Regions from separate parts of the Homo sapiens genome. Here region 1 is linked to region 2. Evidence: chromatin loops called from intact Hi-C (ENCODE). Cell type or tissue: heart left ventricle. All regions are shown on one strand. Links, peaks and the distances in the headings refer to the core of each region. The heading gives the core; the rest is flanking DNA.

Region 1 (10,616 bases), core at 1,474-9,473, 76 kb before region 2:
CACACATACACACCCCACACACACCCCACACCTGGCCCTCCACACACACACACATCACACTTATACAGATACATCAGTCGGCCCTACACACACACACACACACACACACACACGGCCCTATATACACATGCACACACACACACCACACACACACCACACCACATACACACTTGGCCTTCCACACACACACACACATCACACACACACAGACATATATACACAACACCCATCACACTTGGCCCTACACACACAAACACACCACACACTGGCCCTACACACACACACACACATCACACATCACACTCAGCCTTACACACACACACACCACACACCTGGCCCACCACACACACTCATACAAACACACACATCACATTTGGCCCTACACACACACACCCCACACACACTAGGCCCCCTACACACACACACACACACACACCAGCCAGCCCTAGGGGCTTAGCCCTTGTTCTCTGGGTGAGGAGAAGCCATGGTGGGGATCCATGATGGGAAGTAGAAAGCTCAGATCTGACTGGAGACCCATCCCTCCCTCAATAACCCCTGTGGAGCCCATTCTGGAAGTCATGCGGAGCCACGTGAGCACTGCTGAGACCAGCCCAGATACAAAAGACAGGTCTGGGAGGCATTCAAGAGGCATAACTTTTTAAAGTATATTGTTGTCTGGTTTATACGGCATTTGATCATATTCAAGTGGAAGAAAAATCTTTGGTTTGATTTTTCCCCTTTAAAAAGTGTTATTCGTGCTTATAACAAAAACAATTTTTTAAACAAGCAAAAGTATATGAAGTAAAAAAGAGAAAGTCACCTTCCTGTCCTCCCCAATCTACTCTGCCCAGAGGTCAACACTGCCATGAATTTGGTCCTTTCTGAACCTTCTATTTGCACAAAGGTATGTGGCTATGCACATGTAGAGGGTGTTTTTCTTACTTAAGAGTTATACATACTCTGTATCTTGCTGTTTTTCACTCAATAATATATGGTGAGCATCATTATTCAACCATTCAATAAATATTTGTTCGGATCCCACTGCGCAGACAGGGAAGTCAGGTTCCTGCCATCACAGTTTTCACAGACCCGGGTAGGGGAGACCGGCAATGGGAAGGAAGTCATTGAATAATTACAAATTGTGATTAGGGCTGTGATGGTGCGGTGTGAGACAGTAATGGGTGCACTGATTTGAGACGGGGTGAGGGGAGTCCTCTCTCAAAGGAGACATTTAAGCTGAGACTGAAAATATAAGAGCCAGAAGAAAAGCCTGTGAGATAGGGGGGACAGCCTGCACCAAGGCCCTGCACAGAGCAGGGAACGGGGAGGAGCTCAGCAGGCTCAGACCTGTAGGGATCCCAGTGCCATAGGGGCTTGGTGATCTAGGACAAGAGAGGCAGGTGATGAGGCTGGGAGATGGGAAAGGTCTGTCGACCAAGGTAATGAACTTGCATCTTGTTCTAAGAACAGTGAGAGAGTTTTAGGCAGGAGAATTATATTATTTGACTTGTGTTTTAAAAAGAGACTGCTGTCTGCTGCTTAGAGAAGGGATTACAAGGGAACAAGTATGGAGGCAGGCAGACCACTTAGAGATAGGATTGGCAAAGCAACACCTCTCCAGAGATGTCCACATTCTAATCCCCAGACCTGTGAATGTGTTGGGTTATGTGGCAAAGGACATGTAAGTTGGAAAAAGGGGGATGCAGATGGAATTGAGATTACTAGTCAGCTGACTTTAAGATAGAGACATTGTCCTGGATTACCCAGACAGGCCTAGTGTAATCACAAGAAACCCAGAGAGTGGAAGTGAGAAGCAGAAAAGGAGGTCAGAGTGATGCCAGATGAGAAGGACTGGATGAGCATTGCTGGCTTTGAAGAGGAATGAAGGAGACCAGGAGCTGAGAAATGCAGGAAGCCTCTAGAAATTGGAAAAGGTAAGGAAATCGAATCCTCTCTGGATCCTCCAGAAAGGAATGTAGCCCTGCTGACAGCTTGATTTTATCCCAGTGAGACCCCTTTGAGACTTCTGAGCTATTGAATTATAAGATAAAAATTTGTGTTGTTTTAAGCCTCCAAGTTTTGGGTAATTTGTAACAGCAGCAAATAGAAGACTAATTCAGGAGGCTAATGCAGGAGACTGAGTGAGAGGTGCTGGGGCTTGGACCAGGAAGGTGAGAAAGAAGTAGAAGAAATAAATATTTATACTTACAATGACAAAGAGAGAGAGACTCATGGGCTGGGGGAGACTTGGGGACCAATTGGATGCAGATGTTGAGGGAGAGGAAGTCCTGGGTGTCCCCAGGTTTGGGGATAGAGAAGTGCATGATGGTGGTACTTGACTATGCCGGCCCAGTGAGGGCAGGAACTTTGTGTCATTCGCTATTGTGTCCCCAGCACTCATCCAAATGCTGGAACATAGCAGGTGCTCAATAAATATCTATCTAATGAATTGATTAAATAAAAGAAAGAATCTAGAAAGCCCAAGGTTGGGCAAAAGCAGTGAGTTCAAAGCTCAGCACTACCTCTCCTAAGCAGCTCTGTGGCCCAACACAGCCATCAGTAGGGTAAGGAAAGATGATGCCACCATGGAGGAGCTCTTTGGCTGCACCTGTGCTTGTGGGGCTGCGCTCAGAGAGAGTATGGCCAGCTTCAGGGTCCCCAAGGCAGGCAAGGCAGACAGGAGGCGGCTCAGTGACATTACCCACTAATAGGAGGTCCTTATCACCCAGGATGGAGCCGGGTGCTCTACTTAATTTAGGGGAAAGCTACTCTCCGGGAAACAGGTACCAATTTGCAGCAATCACAATAAGAAACATGCTCTCTCTGGCTGATGCAAGCCAACAAGGTAATAGGGCATTGTGCTGTGGGGAGAGATCAAAAGGATTTTTTTTTCCAGGCCCACGGTGGGCACTTAATCCATCTTTCGCTCTCTCTCTCTCTCTCCCTCCATTACGGCCGTGGATGTACTATTTACAGGACCTACATTAGCTGCCTTTTCAGATATCGCACTTCCTCAAAACCACTTCAGAAGGAAAGTGAATTAGAAATGAATTTGAGACATATGAGCGGCTTTCACTGCCTCCTCCCTGCTCCTGGCCAGCAGCCTGCGGAGCTGGGACCCACACTCTCCCAGCACTGGGTGACACCGTCCCCCAAAGTCTGTGGACACACTGAACCCGCCCATGGGGCTGGTGTGGAGCCCCGAGGCCAAGGGTGAGTGCAGGGCAAAGTGTGGGCGAGGAATTAGAGCAGGAAAGGCTCACACTGGGCAGAGGCAGAGGTCGGAAGAGCGGCTCAAAGAACCAGATCCCGGGAGGTGGTCATTTTGGACAGCCCTCTGCCTTCTGTAAGGCCCCCATCAGGGACAGAGGCCCAGGCTCCCAAATGGGCCATCCACTTATAGCTGTCCAGGCTGCCTCACTCCTGCCATGGTCCCTCCCTGACTTTCTGGGGGCCTAGGCGCTGTGACTAGTTCCGGCAGTTGCCGGACGCCATGTTGGTGAAGCGCCGGGGCTGCTAATGCTCCCTCCCCTCTTCCTCTTTGGCTCTCTCTCTCTCTTTTTCCAGACACCTTAAGGAATTCAACAACCCCTCCCCTGCACACAGGCTTCTTCCAGGTGTGAAATTCCATGAAGGGCAGAGGGAAGGCAGGCATGTGGGAGTTTTCTGTCCCTTGAGTAGGAGAAAGTTTCAGCACAGGAGAACCTGCAGTCAGAAATCCCCTAGCTTGGGCTCCTGCTTGTATAGAGGAAAAAATCTGTGAACAAAGTGACTCCTAGAATTCCTAAAACTAGGACTAGAACCTGACATTTCTGACCCACAACCAAATGCTTTTGCCTGTGTTTGATGAGTTTAAATCAAAGTGGTACAACTAGAAAGAAACTTGGACTTCATCTAGGCTGAGATTTTGGACGTGAAGTTGGAGCCATGGAGGGAAGAAGGGAATCCTCTCCCACTCCAGCTCCCTTTAAATCGTCTTCTTTATTGGGATTTCCCCTAAGAGTCTGGAAGTGAATGAACTATTTCAAGAAGGGGAGAAGCCAAAGGCACACCCCAGGCCATGGGCCTCCTTTTCCACTGCTGGGTTGATGTCTGTGGCAGGCAGGCTCTATAAAGGCCCCTAGTGATCACTGCCTCCTGGAATCTGTGCCCTAGTAATCCCCTCCCCTCGAGTGTGGGCTGGACCTAGAGACTCACTTCTAACAGATAGAACATGGCAAAAATGACGGACTGTCACTCCAAGATTAGGTTACCCAAAGATTCTACTTCTATCTTGCTCACCCTGTCTTACTTGATCTCACTCTCTCCACCTCTCTCTCTGAGGGAAGCCAGATGCCATGTTGCAAGATTTCCTCTGGAGAGGGCCTCTTGGCAAGGAACTGATGTCTCTGGCCAGCAGCCAGCGAGGACCTAAGATCTGTCAACAGCCATGTGAGTGAGCTCTGAAGCAGATTCCCCAGAGTCAGGTTGACGATGACTGCAGCCCTGGCTGATACCTTGACAGCATCCTTGTGAGAGAACTCGAAACCTTGGGAGGACACAGCTAAGCTGTGCCTGGCTTCCTGACCCACAGAAACTGTGTGATGATAATACATGCTTGGGGTAATTTGTCACACTGCAGTAGATAATGAATACAGGCCTTTCTGGAAGGGTGTTTTTCATGAGCAGGGACAGCCATGAAATTGCCACACTCTGGTGTTAAACTCATGTCAGGAGACCCAGGGTCCATTTTTGGCTCTGCCATTAATTCACTGTATGGCCTTGGTCAAGACCTTAAACATTTATGGGCCTTAGTTTCTCCCAATGCTCAACTAGGGAGGACTTCATGATGGCTCCAATTGTATGTGACTGGAGAACTAGGAAAGGGAAGTTTCCATGCCTGAGATGACTGCTGACAGTCCTGAGAAAGGAGACAAAGGGACAGATGCCTGATGGGCCCTGACCATCCCTTTTGCTCTTTTCCCTAGCCCTGAACCGCATGGCATGAGGCATGGCCTCAGTCTTCAGTGACATCCTCTGACCTCAGAGGCCCTGGGTCTCAAGACCTGACAGGATGAAACTCAAGACACTGGCAGCTTCCTTGGGAGGAAGAGAACTGCCCTCCCCGCCCCACAGACTCTGTGCCCAGCATGTACCCTGCCTTCTGCCCCAAAGAAACCTTAATTGGTCTTCTCCAGCTTTCTGTCCTCTCAAGGTCCCACAGGGACTCCTAGCTCAACCCTCCACCCCCAGGTGGAAAACCTCCTCAGGGGACCTGAGTGCCCAGAGAAAGTTTCAGAGGCAAACACCCACCTCTTCCTTTCCACAGACCCCTAGCACCAGCACAGGCCCCTGCAGAGTGACAGGGCCCCAAGACCTTCCCCTCTGTAGCCCAGGTGAAGAGCAGGTGCTCTTCCCTCCACACCAGGCCTAGGATGGTCCCCAAGGTTCCACTGCCCTCCCTTGAGCAGCAGGAAAGCCTGGGAAAAGACAGGCAGCTGCACCACTCCTGGGGGATGAAAACAAGCCCAAATAAGGGTCCATTTATACCAACATTCCTTCAGGCTTCAAGGGAATGCCAGACCAGGGCAGTCTCCCTGCTGTGGCCTCGCCCTTACTGGGGCCAGGCCAGGCCTGAGTCTCTAGGCCGGGAAACGCCGTCTTGCGCCCCAGCAGGCAGGACTGCGGTGAGCAAACTCTCTCTTCTTTGAGTGTGCTTTTTCCTCTCACTGGGTCTCCCGGGAAGTTCCACTGAAGGTCAGCACAAGTTAGGGGTCCCTCAGGGGTTCCTGAAGCCCTGACAGGCAGTGTCTGTAGCTTCTGTGATCACTGCAGAGGGCTCCTACCACCTTTTATGCTCTGGCTGCCTCAGCCACCCTTCTCTTTCGCTCACAAGCTATCCAATCCTCCTAACTCAGAATTTCTCAACCTCAGCACCTCTGACATTTTGGGCTGGCCAATTATTTGTTGTGGGAGCTGCCCTGTACATTACAGATTGTAGAGGAGCATCCCTGGCCTCTACCCACTAGATGTCAGTAGCACACCCCCACCCCACTGATTATAACACCCAAAATATCTCCAGATATGCCAAATACCACCCTCAGTGGAAAGCCACTGTCCTAAATTTAAAGGGCACTGATCAAGTGTTCTAGCTGCAGGGCTTTGTGAGAAGAAAGGCAAGTGGCAGAGAGGAAGGGATCCTCACTGGACCCATGGCCGCAAACCCACACACTCCTAGCTCTCTCCCTGTCTCTCTCACTCCTTCTCTCTCTCTCTCTCACACACACACACACACACACACACATACACAATAACTTGAAAGGCTGGAATGTGTGTCTCTGTTGTATGAATGAAGACCAGAAGAAGGTTAAGTGGCTTGCCCCAAACCACACAGTTAGGCAGAGGCAGAGGTGGGACTCAAGCTAGGCCCATAGGCCCTGACCCATACTGTGCACTATATTGCAGCCCCCCTTCTACAGATGAGAAACTCATGGCCCTTGGACCCTTCTGGAGCCTGAGAAGAGACTGCACCTCCCTTGCTGCTCGTGCTCCCCAGGGGTGTTGGTGTCTGCCGCCTACTTCTAGTGCCAGGCCCCCAGCATTCTCCAGCTCAGTCTGGGTTTCCTGAACCCCCTTGATTGAGTTGTACCTTCCAGTTTCTGAATTGTCCTGATCTTGGGTGATCGATTTGCATACTGTATCGATCTCAAGGGCTGTGTAATATGTTTGATTTGTGGCACTTTGCATAATTTTCTGATTAAGTTGCTTATTTAACCTATTGACCTTTTCTCTTAATTAGAGTATCTGGGTACTGCAAATGTTGAGTAGTAATCAAGCTTCTCGTTTCCCTGAGTGGAATCGCGTCCCTGCCACTTCCCTGCTTCTTCATGATGCTGGCTTCCTTTGGAGTGGGGCACATTGAGCCAGCTGGCCCCCACCTTAACCGAGAGGAGGAAGAGGGGTGCAAGTGGGGCCAGGTCTTTTCTGGTCCCTGCTGTTCAGAAGTTCAGGACCAGGCCAAGACAAGGGACAGCATTGTTTAGAATAAGTACAGTAGTCTTGTCTTATCTCCAGTTTTGCTATCCAAGGTTTCAGTTATTCATGGTCAACCATGGTCTGAAAATAGGTGAGTACAATACAATAAGAATTTTAAGAGAGACAGCATATTCACATAATTTTATCACAATATAATTTTTCCATTGTATTACTAGTTATTGTTCATTTCTAACTGGTCCTAATTTAGAAATTAAACTTCATCATAGATATGTATGTATGTGTGGGAAAAAAATAAAACAGATGCTCCTCTACTTAAGATGGGGTTACAGTTTCTACTGACTGTATATCACTTTCACACTATGGTCAAGTTAAAAAATCCTAAGTTGAACAATCGTAAGTTAGGGACAATCTCTATATACATACAGGGTTTGGAACTGTCTTTGGTTTCAAGCATCCACTGTGGTCTTGGAACGCAACACCCGAGGATAAAGGAGGACGACTGTATTGACAGTTGAGTGGATGAATCAAGACAGGGGTGTGGCCCAGAAGTTTGGACACCCTGACAGTTAGCTATGGTTTGTAACAAACCACCCCAAAATGTAGTGACCTAAAACAACACCCATCTATTATTTCTTATCAAACTGTGGGTTGGCTAGACATTTTTGAAGATCTGGGTCAGACTGGGATGATTTGGGCTGACTTCACTTATGCATCTGCAGTGAGTTAGTGATTTGCAGGGACCTGACTGGTCTACCCCTCAGCTGGAATGACTGTGGTCTACTCTTCCGGTCTCTCATGTCCCTCTAGCAAGTTAATCTGGGCATGTTCTCATGAGACTATAAAAGAGCAAGGATCAAGGTGGCAAGAGAGCAAGCCCTAGTGCACAGAGCTTGTGAAGCTTCTGCAGGCATCACATTTGTTCCCATACCATTGGCCAAAGCAAGTGATCTAGAATCAAGGGGTATGGCGGAGCACCTTGCCCACAATAGGAGTAAAGAAACAGGTCTGGCAAGCCTTTCTGTCTGCCTCAGCATAAGAGGGACCCTAATTAAGTGTTGAGAGTCTTGACACTAGTGCACAACACAGGTGAGCCTCCTCTTCTTGCTCCATCCATCTGAGCACCCGCCCCCAAACTCTAAAGCTGAATGCTGTGAGCTTAGGCTCCAGGGAAATGAGGGTTCAGGGTACAGTTCACTACTGCCTCTATTTTGGCATCTACTTCTTGGAGGACCTCAATTAAGATACCCTTTTGGAGCTGTTACAGACCTGCTTGTTTTCTAGTCATAGTGGGGCAGGAGAAGACAGAGAGGCTGTCTCAAGCTCTTGGTGGCTGCGATCACTGTCCTCTTTCCTAGTGGGGTATGTCATCTTTGCTCTTGCTTCTCTGGAATAAGTGGAATACAGCTTCTGCCTCCAAGGGATCTATGCAGGATGGGGCATAGCTCTCTCCTACTCTCTGACATCTAACCCTGTCTGAAAGGGGAAGAATTGGCCCCATGGAGGACCCCAGATTATTTTCAGAAATCCCCTTCACCAGCATCCAAATACCTCCTCTCCCCTGTTTGGTAGAATGTCCATTGTCTGCCAAAATCCACTCTCCTCTCCTTTCATAGAAAGAGCTTTTTGTTTGTTTTGTTTTACAACTTTATTGAAGTATTAATTACATACAACAATCTGCACATATACAATAAAGTACACAATTTGATGAGTTGGATGCATGGACACACCCATGAAACTACTACCACAATCAAAACAGTGATCATAGCCATCACTCCAGAAGTTTCTTTCTGCCCTTTTGTAGTTCTTCCCTTCTCCTCAGCCTCCCTCATGCCCAGGAAGTCACTAATACGCTTTTTTGTTACTAGACATTGGATTGAATTTTCTAACATCTTATATAATTGGAATAATGCAATATGTACTCTTTTTGGTACACTCACCATAATTATTTTGAAGTTCGTCCCTCTTGTTGCGTATACCAAGAGTTCATTCTTCTTTATCATGGAGTAGTATTCCATTATGTGAATATACCACAATTTGCTTTATTCATTCACTTGTTGAAGGAAAACTTGAATTATTTCCAGTTTGGAGCTTGCTATGGTTTGAATGTTCAAATTCAAATGTTGAAACTTAATCCCCAATGCAATAGTTTTAAGAGATGGGACCTTTAGCAAGGGATTAGGTTATGAAAGCTCCACCATCATGAATGGGATTAGTACCCTTATATAAGGATACACAGCGTTCACCCCCTTCCACCATGTGAGGATGGAACAAGAAGTGTGGTCTGTGAAGCAGAGAGCCCACACCAGACACTGAATCTGCTGGTGCCTTGATCTTGGACTTCCCAGCCTCCAGAGCTGTGAGAAATAAATTTCTGTCATTTGTAAGCCACTCAGTTTAGTATATTTTGCTGTAGCAGTCCAAATGGACTAAGGCAGGGCTATTACAAATAAAGTTGCTATATGTATATACAAGTAGACATATGCTTCCTTCTCTTGGGTAAATATGTAGAATTAGATTGTCTGGATCATGCAGTAGCTGTATGTTTATCCTTGAAAGAAACTGCCAAGATACTGTTTTAAATGGCTATACATTTTACATTCCCACAAGTGGTGTATGAGAATTCTAGTTGCTTTATATTCTCACCAACACATGGAGCGAACAGCCTTTTTAATTTTAGCCATCCTAGTGGTAGAGTAGTAACATCTCATTGCAGGTTTAATTCATATGTGTATTTGCCATCCATCTATATTATCTTCTCTTAAACTGGGCATATGATTGTTGAACTACAGACTCTATTTTTCAACCTCCCTTGCAGCTATTTGTGGTCATATGATTAGTAAAATATGAAAGAAAATTATTTTTTCACTCATGCTTGCTTAAATGAAAATTGCTTGCCCTCAATTTGTACTTTGTATCAATCAGCTTTTGCTGTAATAATACTGCATAAAATCACTCAAAACTCAGAAGCAAATAAACAAAAGTATCTATTTCTTATTCACAGGTCTGCAGGCTTTTGAGTAGCTGCTATGTTCCTGGTTAGGGGTTGAGTTCAGGTCAGTTCCACATGTTTCATTCTAGCACCACAGCTCCAGAAATAGCAGCTACCTTGGGCAGGTTTTGCTCATATCTGAGGTCAGAAGCTTCCAAAGGATCAAACAGAAACTCATGATACCTCTTCGGGCCTAGATGTAGAGCTAGAGCAGGGAAGTTTACCCAACCTGTTAAGCTGAACCAAAAGGAAGTTAAAATTTGTTAAATAATATATAATCTACCAATGCACTCTTCCTCTTCCCTTTAGCTAGAACATGGATGTGTTTGTAATCCACTTTTGGCCCTATGGGTTATCATTCTAAGGGATGGTGGGGCATCAGGATGGAGGGAACCTAGGTCCTTGAGAGTTCTTGTGGAGTAGAACCACCTGCTGACCTGGATGGTGATGCTCACTTGATGATTGTTAAGTTAGAATAAGATAACCTCCATCTTTTTAATGACACTTTATTTTTAACCCTCTTTGTTTCAGCAGCCTAGATGCTACTCTAGTATGTGCTCCAGCTGTTTCTTTTCCAGCGCAAGGAAAATTTTTGTTTTGCTTTGCTTTAATCTCTTTTCAGGTGGAAAAAAAAAATGCCTAGGAAGCATTC
Region 2 (10,616 bases), core at 1,569-9,568:
TTAATAATCTATCAACTACAACTACTTAAAAGAGAATACAAATCCTTAAGCAGAAATAACACCTGGCTCTACATAGCAAGTATTATCAAAGCTGGGCAGAGGAAAATGCTCAGCATTGAGATGAAAGAATAAGACATTCTGATCATTGCCTGCACTTCAGTAGCCCTATTCTGCAGTCTAAAATGATCCTTCCATAAAGGACTGTTCTACACTATTGAGAACAGGATACTTAGTCTCTAAATTTCAAAGTTCTTTTTATGTACCATATACCACAAGCAGAGACTTCATTTTCTCCAAGTGCTAAGAGCTCTTGCTCAGATGGCATAGCCACACTCATGACTGCCAGCATAGGGCTATGAGGCATATTTTGAGACAAAGTAGTAAAGACAGTTCCTCAGTCATTTGGCATGATGGGGGCCAATACCTGAATTTGAACCTTTGCTCTTTATCACCTTTCTGTAGCCATAGAAACTCTCTAAAACTCAACTTCTTTATCTTATTTAGAGAATTATGTGACTTATATATCTAAAATCCTAGTATACACTAGATAGTCAATAAATAATAGATGTTATTAAATTGTTTTAGTTTTTTATTTTTACATGCATTGGTACATGTTGTGGTATTTTGATCTAGAGCTGTTTTAATGTACCCTTTAGTAAAGGGAACTAAATTCAATAGTATTACTGCAACTCATATTTTCAAATAAGTATTACACCAAGGTATTAAAACAGCACCTTTAGTAGCCTTCCAGACTGGCGGAACAGCCCCACTATGTATCACTACATACACAGGGAACATGACTGAGGGAGGGCAGGAATCACAAGAGGTCCCAAACTTAAACTTTGGATTGTTCAAAAGAGATTATACACAATCTTAGAGGTGTACTAACGGGATTAAAAGAGAATGTTTATCACATAATCTTAAAGTGGACTATGAATTAGTATTTTTCATAAATCCTCTAATTATCAGCTGAATAGCCCAATTATACCACATTGCCCTTTTTAGCGTTAAACGCATTACCTTTAAAAATGCAAACATTTATAATACAGAGGAATTTGATAATCCTATTTTGTCATGTCTTCATTTATTAACATACTGGGATCTTTTATAATAAAGTGGCTTAAGCTTCTCTCTACCTCTAAAAGGTTCTGCCATGGTATAAAGAAATTCACTGATCATCTGGTGTGATATAAAATATGGTTTTCTGTGATAGGAAATACATATTAAATAGTAATGATAATGCTAGAGTTCACCTTTATTGATATCGTATTAAGCACTATATAAAGTACTTTTAAAAGCGTTGCCTCATTGGATCTTCTCAACAATCATACAAGATAGTTTCCACTATTCATTTCATTTTACACATGAGAAAACAAAAGTTAGAGAAGTTTAATAACTTGCCCAGGTAGGTGGCACAGTCAGTATGTGAACCCCAGAAGTCAAACTCCAAAGCCCACGCTCCTCCCGAAAACACTGCAGTGTATTGCACAGATTCATGACCCAGACTACGTTCATTGGCTTTGTTTTCTTACTCTATTTACTATTCCTTTTAAACACATGCTCTGAAAACAACTTTTTGTTCCACAGGGTTACCTCTTGAGTGCCCTTAAAAGTGAATAGCTCTTGGCTTCTCCTTTAAGGTACCTCTTTTTCTACCTTCAAGTGAAGCTCTCTTAGTTTCCTGGCACAGCACAGCTCCTCAATTCTCCTCCAACTTCACAGCAAATGCAACTTCCCTCTTGCTTACTCTGCTTCTCTCTCTCAAGCTCTTTCCCAAGTGTTTCCCTACTCTGAGTCCAGCTGCTTCAGGTCTGTGCCTCAAATGGCCCTCTGGATTTGCCACCCTGCTGTGCTTCTAGGTCTGGGTATGCTGGAATCTACAGTCATCTGCATCCCCACTTATCCTGACTACTGTGGTTATGAGGGGCCTCTTTTGAATGCAGACAGCCAGTCAGCCAAGTTGAAATTTATACCAGAAATCTATTACCTAATTTTTAAACAAAATGACATGAAATCAGACTTGAAGATATCAAAAGCATGTCTAGTTTCTGATTTAAGCAAGAAAATACACATTGTTACTGCTCCCACCACAGAATAATTTACTGCAACAGGAGTTCTGGATCTTATGCCAAAAATGAGGTCCTCTAACCAATGTCGAGGCCAATTATCTTGTGGTAGATCCCACAACAAAAGCAGACTATTGTGATTAGAGTCAGAAGCACCACCCAGAGAAGCTGGAAAGCTTATGGGGATTTCTTAAGGTTAGTTTTTATTTTTCCTCCCTGTGTATCTGCTTAAATAAACTACCAGAAACTCTGTGTGTGGCCACTGAGCATCTTAAATTGGCTTGGGAGACAATGACAGGGGTGATCAGCTGGGAGTGAACTGTTCCAGGTTTGGCTTGATTTGAGCAAAAGCCATGGTGCAAGGCAGTGCCCCTATGACACAGCAAAGATTCTCATGGCCAAGCCCCTTCAGTATGCCACAACCTCCTCTTTCCCTAATCTCCTTCCCAAACATACTGCCAGTAGCCATCCTATAGTTACTTACCGCAAAAGTAAAGCCCAGGTGGCTAAATTCAGGAATACTTACCCCACAGTAAAGAACTGCCTCATCTCCTGTCTCCGAGACCTCATCAGTTGCTTATACTCCCCAATCCGAAGCTTTTTGCCATCAACAATGCAGGTGCGTTTCGGTCGGGGTTTGTATTTATAGTTTGGGTACTTCTCTAAGTGGATCTTGCTTAGCCGGGCCTGCTCTTCATAATAAGGTTGCTTCTCCTGGTTGGACATTGATTTCCAGCGAGATCCTAGAAATAAAAATAGCCTTAAGTACCCAAGTGGTCAAGGCAACATATTCTAGGCAAACACAACTAGATATACCTTCCCATCACTTCACTCATCTGTGCGCTGGGTGGCTCCAATTCCCACATACCACTGGCTGTCCCAACTATACTTTTAGTCTATAACACAAAGAACAATTTTGCGTATGATACTTTCTTGTGTTATTTATCTCAATAGTTTAAGACTGATGCTACTATAGTATTTTAAAATATATCTTTGCTGCTTAAAGATCATTGCCTACACCAAGGTCTTTCCCCATCCACCTGCCTACCCTCTCAACAGGGATAAAAGGCTAAACCTCCTAAGCATACTTTTGAGCATGACAGGATTCTCAGGAAAAGCTTTGTTTGTCCTAGAAATTCAAACATCTCCCAAACTCCAAGTATCTTTAGTGAAACTATCCTTTGACAAGATGTCAGCAGATGTTGAAATCATTCCATATATAAAAAACTACTGTGCACAAGTCTGCCATGGCCTAGGTAATTAAAAAACCTAAGCTCTACCTAAGAAGTTATAGCTTTAGAACCGGAAGATACCATTGGAATTATATATACCATTTTCAAGTACTATAAACGCTCATTCAAAGCTGTACCAATAAAAGTACAAAAATTTTAATACGGTTTATACAGGAAGAAGGATAAGTATTCACTTCTCTAATATTGTTTATAAAGAATTATCTAAACACTTGATGAAGAGGGGATGTGTTTTTTTACATGTATCAAATTGCATTTTTGTGTCTCGCTGGTGAATAAAGCGGTAACAGCTGTGCAGACTGGATGTTAGCGATTCTTCAGTGGAGATTTTTCATACATAAACAAATGGAAAAGTTGTACAAATATTCTCTGCAGCCAGCAATATCCTAGTCTGCTTTAATAGCACATGCATCCCTGCTCTTTCCTGATTGTTGTTCAAAAGTTGTGTAGAAGGCCTAAGCAGATAGGCTTCTCTGTGTTCTGCTGGTTTCCAGCAGCTTAAAGCCCCAATTAACGAAGAATTCTTGGTGCTCTTGAAACGCTTGCACTTAAAACTTTACATTTTAATGAATATACTTACTATATTCCTAATAATTTTTTCACAGAATGCACACAAATAATATAGATTCCCCACAGCTGCCAAAATGGAAACAGAGAGGCTCTGTGCCCATCTGAAGGCTTACTCATATTGCTACTAAAAGGGCAGAAAAATATGAAAATCTTCAAGTTAGATATAAAACTGTAAGGCCAGAGAAGCACTGATTTTTTTTTTTTTTAGAATGTCATTTAACTAGAAAAAAAAAAATGTATGTCCACTAGGAACATTTTGGTTTGAAAGATATTTAAATTCAAAATAACATCCCTATGCATAACTCTGAAGCTCTAAAAATAAAAACCACACTTAATTGTAATGACATTTAGTATCCATTTTGAAATTAGAAAATCAAAAAAAAAAGAAAAACATATTTAACATTTCACCACTATTTGATCTTATGTATGTTTTAAATTTTTCTTAGAGGTCACTGCCTCAAAATGCCTCAGAATCAAGTTAAATTATTTATACAGTGACAAAACATGTGTATCTGTGCATGTCCAGATCACTGATATTTACTCAGGTTAAATATTTATTACTTTTGAACAAAACATTTAAAAAATTAAAACCACAGTTTAAGTCTCTAATGTTTTTCAGCTTCTTAAATGGCTTCCTTTGAGATTTTGTCACATCGTGACAGCTTTAAGTAGAGCAGTGCCTTCTGTGTTTTTCCTTTTTAAAGAGGAAACATGTTGACTGTAATGCTGCATGTTGAATAAAATATGTTTAACATGTTGAGCACAATAATTCCAAGCTGTACAATCCACACTAGGCAAGCTCTACACTAATAGAACAAGGCTTGAGTTTAATCCTGAGAAATAGAGAATCACTCTGGCAATTTACCACAAACTGGGCCTCTCCCCTGCAGCTCGTGTGTTCAGCTCACTGCTATGAAATTTGAACTAGTCATATCTTATTAAAATAATTGTAGATTTATTTTACAAGTTTTAAAGTGATCATCAGAGGCACTGTTTTGCACTCCATGAATTTCATACCATTTTGGGTTTCTAGTCCTTGATGAATTCTTTCAGTGGGACATATAAACCCAAGAACACTAAAGCAGAAAACTGTAGGGTCTATGAGTACTTCATAGCAACATATGAATTTAAGAGAACTGCACAGTAAAAGGAGATAAAGCTTGTCTCCACGATTCTTGTTTAGCAGTGACCTCTCAAGAGTTGCTAAATTCACAGTATTAACACATACTATAAATAGTTTTGTCTCTGAAATAAGTGTTCAGACAGTCCTGCCCTGGCACCTGGTGGATATAATAACTCCCAAACCTACATGCCACATTATGGGGTGGGGGAGGCAGACGTGATGACGAAGGCTCCTGCGGCAGCTGGCTGACCTTCGTCTAACTTGCGCCCGCCACAATCTCCCTTAGGATCCTAGTTATCCCCTTGCTTCCCACCCTGGTGGCACTCATGGGATTTGCAGGGGAGAAGATCAGCTTTAGCTGCACTGCTGCACTCACCTAAGATTTTGCTAATGTTGGAGTTATGCATGTCGGGGAAGGCCTGAAGGATTTTTCTCCTCTCATCCTTTGCCCAAACCATGAATGCATTCATTGGTCGCTTAATGTGTGGCTCGCTGCTGGCACGGCCGCGGGCGTCCCTGTAGACTCGTGCTTCAGCCACAGTGGCACCTCCTGTTGGCCAACAATAATACTGCTGTAGTTTAGCTGCAGAGCCATTCATTGCTTTACTTCCTGTAATGTCAGGGCAGGAAGAACAAGATGAGTGGAAAGCGTTATTTTGTGGATAATGTCACACAGCTTGCCGCCTGGGTCAGCTGTTTTCCCCAGGTCCTCCTCTTCTTTTCTAAGTGACTTCTTGGAAGTAGAAGGCAGGTTCAAATGACAGTTCTACAGGCTCTTCTGATGTAGCCCTCAAAGACACACTAAGAATTAATTTTGTGTGTGTTTTATACACCCTACCACATTTACTACAATAAATGGTAGGTGATCACAGAGCAATGAATGACATTACCTTATGGTAAACTTTCCTGCTGTAATTCCTTTCTTCAAAAACATGCTCTTACTGGTCATTTTAGACTCATTTGCCCCAGATCACAACCACTCTATATGTTTCCCAAAAATAGAATTGTTTTTCACAATATTGTCTTGACCTGTGCTCTTCTCACTGCCTAGAAGACACTTCTCCTACTCTTTCATGCTAAATCCCATTCAACCTTCAATCATGTTTCATGATTGAATGAATTAATTCAATGAAAAATATTTATTGAGCAATTACTATAACCTAGGTTTTATGCCAGGTGCTAAGGAGACCATGGTAAATAAAACAGCTCCTGCTTTTAAGGAGCTCACAGTTCAGAGTAAGGACAGACAATTATAACAAAGTGGGTGAGAGGTGCTACAATACTGACATTAACAGGGCACCAAAAAAGCACCAGATAGAATGGTCAGCTAGTGCTTCCTAGGAGATGTGATGTCTAAACCGAGTCTTCAAGGATGAATAGGAATCAACAAGTGAGTGGGAGAGGGAGTAAAGTCTGATGGGAAGGGTAATTCAGGGTAAAGGAACAGCACTTGCAGTGATGCTCCCCAGGCTGCACTCAGTCCTCTTGCTTTCAGGAGACATGCCCCATAGTAATTATTGTTTATGTGACTATCTCCCTCCTTTCCACTCCTCTCAGGAATACGAGATACCTAAAGTTAATGATTATGCTGTACTTATTCTTGTATCCTCAGGATTTTTCACATAATAGATAATAAAATATTCATTAAGCAAAGATTATTTGGTTTTCAACTCATATGCAAAAGTCATAGACTAAGAGGCATTTATTTCAAGCGTCCTGTTCTATTTTTCTGTTGTTTAAGGGTAGTTCTTTAACATCTATGAAACTATGCCTAAATTCCTGATGCTATATAATTTCCAAAGAGCTGACTCTAGTAACATACTAGATTGAAAGCTCCCTGAAGATAGGGCAAGGGATGGGTCTTATTCACTGCTGTATTCCTAGGATTCAATAAAGTACTTGGCACATAGGATTTCAATTAGTAAAATATGTTATATTAATGCATGAATGAATAAATAAATGAATGAATGAACATAGTTCTTACTTGTTTTCATGCACCCTATACCAGGGCGATATACTGATGTATACTTTGTGATGTGGCAACTCCTGAATATCTCCTACAGACTGAGAACTTCTATAATTAAAGGTAAAGTGGTCAGACTGATAGCCTCAGACAAGGCTTCTACCGCATAACAGGAAAGTCTACGCCCAGAAGTTTAGAAGCAAAATATACATTAAAACCAACATTTCTATTTTCTGGAAAAAGTAAATCCTTTCTGCTCAGTGAAGTTATTATACAGGACCAACATGATTCAATCAATCTCTGGCCCTTCCTCTCTATTTTTAGATACCTTGGTTAAGTAGACATTTGTTTGTGTCAAAGCCAGTAATAAATTACAACATTATAGTGCACTATTATTTAGCAAATATGGTTATCATTTACTGCAAACAAAAGACAGTATAAAAGGGTGGGATTGGCTAACATGAATTTTTTTCTAAACAGGAAGGAGGGCAGAAAGGCTACTTTCTGAAGATTATACAAAAATAACATATTTTATAAACAGCCCTTCTTTTAGGCCTACTAGACAGAATGATCCTTTACATGAAAAGTCTTAGATCCCAAGATGCATAACTAATATGATACCTTTTTGCCACGATACCCACAGTACATTAATTTCATTTAAAATGCACTGACCATACAGGATAAATTGATTTCACTTTATATGGGTTTGACAGCCATGTTTATTGCGCAGTGAAATGTAGTGTAGCTTCCAGCTGACAATATCCATCAACACAGGGCAATATGCTGACTGCTGGGCCAGATGAAGGCATACATTACTCTGGAAGTGAAACACTCATTCAGATACGACAGTGTCTTCTCCTGAGGATCACCATGGTAATTTATGATGCCCTCAGTGCCATTACTTTACAACTGACATGGATTCAGCAATTTATATACTGACATGCATTCACATAAAAGGAGACAGGTTTGTGGAGAATGTCAGATGCAAAAACATTTCAATATTATTCTAAGTTAACTGCTATGCCACAGGTGATTAACATTTGAGCCTGCTTTTACTGTTGTAGCTTTCTCTCCACCTCTAGCAAAACCAAATAGTCAGCTTCCATTTATTTCTTCATTTAAAATATGTATTTCATCGTAAATGGGAAGTTTTACTGTCTCAAAGACTGACAGAGATCATAGTGGATTTTTAGATGCTGGCTTTGGTATAAACATTCTAGATTCTCTACTCCATACCAATAGAGTCTCCCAGATATGCCATACATATGCCCAATCTCTCTCCCACACATGCTGTACCACAGTCTTCACATATCCTTCCTACTCTCTTCTACTTTACCAGTTTCTACCTTTTTCTGAGGAACAGAGCTCAAGTCTGACCTCTACCCTGCACTGACCTTTTCCTTTCCTCCTACATCACATATTATCTTCAGGAGCTGAAGGACAAGGAATTGATTTCACAGCAATTCTCTGGGACTCACATGTAATGCTTCCAGAAGTTGCAAAATTCGAGCACAGTGCACAGAACAAAAACATGAATTAAGAAGGAGAAGAATAGAAAATGCTTTAGATCATGTGCACATTGCTTTTTTCTGGTCACCTCTTCTGTCTTCCAGAAGGAGTGAACTAGAAATGAATGGGGACATCCTAAGCTAAACTAGAAATGTTGTATCAGATGAACCAAGATTTGGGAAGAAGAGATTTACCCAGGGAGGCCAACATTTGAAACTACTTTTAAATTGAATCTGATACCTGATCAACTACAACAGCGACGTTTAACACCACACAGATTGCAATGCCCAGATCCCTTTGCAAAATCAAAACTTGGAAAATGTTTTCCTGTTTTTCCTTCTACCACTCTTCCTATTTTTGCCCCCTTCCTGTCCTATCTCCCAAATATGTAGTACTCTAACACTATCTTATGACTATGCAAATTATGCCCAGGAGGTCACTCTCCTTAATTAGAAAGTCAATGAAAACAACAACAACAAACCAAATTTGCATATAAAAATGGTCTCACCTTTGCTTTCACCACCACCACTAACATCCTAGAAAGGGAGTCTATCCTTCCCTAGATTTATAATATCTGAATTAACACCTGGGTAATGTACAGAAAATACAGTAATATAAACCACAAATGCCCCACAAATACATATTGAAGGTTTCTGCTTTTCTGTCTTTTCGAAGTGACTATGCCATATAAGGCTTATATGGAACTCACTGAAGCATCCATATGAGTACTATGCAGAAAGATAGATGTTTTCAACAAATATTTCTTCAATATTCTGATAGAAAACATCTCCCAATATTACTTTTTTTTTCATTTAAAGCTGACAACTTATCTATTACCTGAATTTACAATCTAAGTTTGAATTAAACTTAGATTCAGAATTTTAAGAAAGTATTAGAGGCCACAAAGTCAAAAGAACATTTAGAAAGTGTCCCTAAACTTTGCTTCTGAAACAAAATGGTTAAAGAATTGTTGCCGCAGTAGAAATACATATGATTATGTGTGTGTGTATAAATTCAGAAATTTAAAAATGGAAATTATATATCTGGAAAACCCTTATAAATAGATAAGAAAAATTTTACAGCATACTATAAATTGTTTTCAAAAGGTATACTATTAATCTGTGTATCTGAAGTCTAAAATTCACTTTGTTATAATTAATTTTAAAAATCAGCATATTGTATGATTTCATTCTGCTCCATTCATCATTAAGTGCAAAAAACCAAGTATTTCATTCTTAAATAGCCAGTAGTCTGCATCAGAATCCAGAACTTGGAATGGCTCATAATTCTATGAGGCAGCTTCTTCTCCTTTTAACAGCAGAGGGGTCATTTGTGAGTTCAGCGTATGATTTTTCATGGAAAGCAGTTAGAAGCCTAGACCCACAGTTATGTACCTGGAGACGGCTTTCCAGCTGACCTAAGAGTCTTTAATTACCAGCAACAGCAGTCCCAAATGACAGTTGCTGAAAGGCCAAGAGATCAACAGCACCACAGTAGGCTTCAAGGGAAAGCAAGGTCCCGTATGCCAGGAGAGGCTGCTCTGTACAACTTCCCCTAGAAGGCTCAAATTGGTTAATTCATCCTTCATCTCAGTTTGTGTAAAGGCAAACTTTCGGTTAGATTAAAGATAGTTAATCTGCAGAGAGAAAATAGAAATTGCCAAGGCAAATATCTCCTTAGAAATCTGTGATTTGAATGATTTAAAGAGAAGACGAAATTGAGTTTTTCCAGGTGGGTTGGAAAGAAGGCCAGTTTCACCATCATAGCCTCTGGCAATGGTCCTGAACTAATCCTGGAGAGGCCCCTTCGTGGTTAAATTCCAAGGGATATCAGAGTGAATGAGTGAGTGCCTGGTGCACATATAAAGTTATTCCTCAGGGGAATTCTAGTTAATTCTATAATGTGCCTAGTAATAATTTATTTATGTATTAATTCAATAAACACTTCTGACACATTTCATATGTACCCAGCATTGTGATGGGGTATACAAAGATAAATAACATGTGCACTTTGTTTTTAAGGAATTTGGTCCAATGGGAGAAGACACATAAATTAAAAATTACAAACGATGCTAACAGCGGTAATTTAAAAATACTATTAGAGCAGGGAAAATAAGCTACTAACACAATTGGAGT

What was found. Peaks named below come from ENCODE experiments on the same cell type or tissue, not always from the same donor. Only the 100,000 strongest peaks of a DNase experiment are listed, where the experiment ranks them.
Region 1: a loop joins it to region 2, with 2.2 times the contacts of the local background. A loop is called at or near these places in 3 of 110 quality-filtered maps.

What each region holds. Positions count from the first base shown.
Region 1 is chr11:15,907,454-15,918,069 of GRCh38, forward strand. LINC02682 (long intergenic non-protein coding RNA 2682) reads left to right here and starts at 3,480. Exons shown (of 3, transcript NR_183670.1): 1 at 3,480-3,617; 2 at 4,333-4,431. In heart left ventricle, for the core only: a CTCF peak has its summit at 5,988 (motif pointing right); a DNase peak (open chromatin) is centred at 4,385; H3K27ac peaks cover 211 bases.
Region 2 is chr11:15,983,612-15,994,227 of GRCh38, forward strand. SOX6 (SRY-box transcription factor 6) reads right to left here. Exons shown (of 16, transcript NM_001367873.1): 14 at 5,386-5,619; 15 at 2,593-2,809. Among named protein-coding and RNA genes, the nearest start is that of MIR6073, 19 kb to the left of the region's middle. In heart left ventricle, for the core only: CTCF peaks have their summits at 5,226 and 5,551 (motif pointing left); no DNase peak of the experiment used is centred there.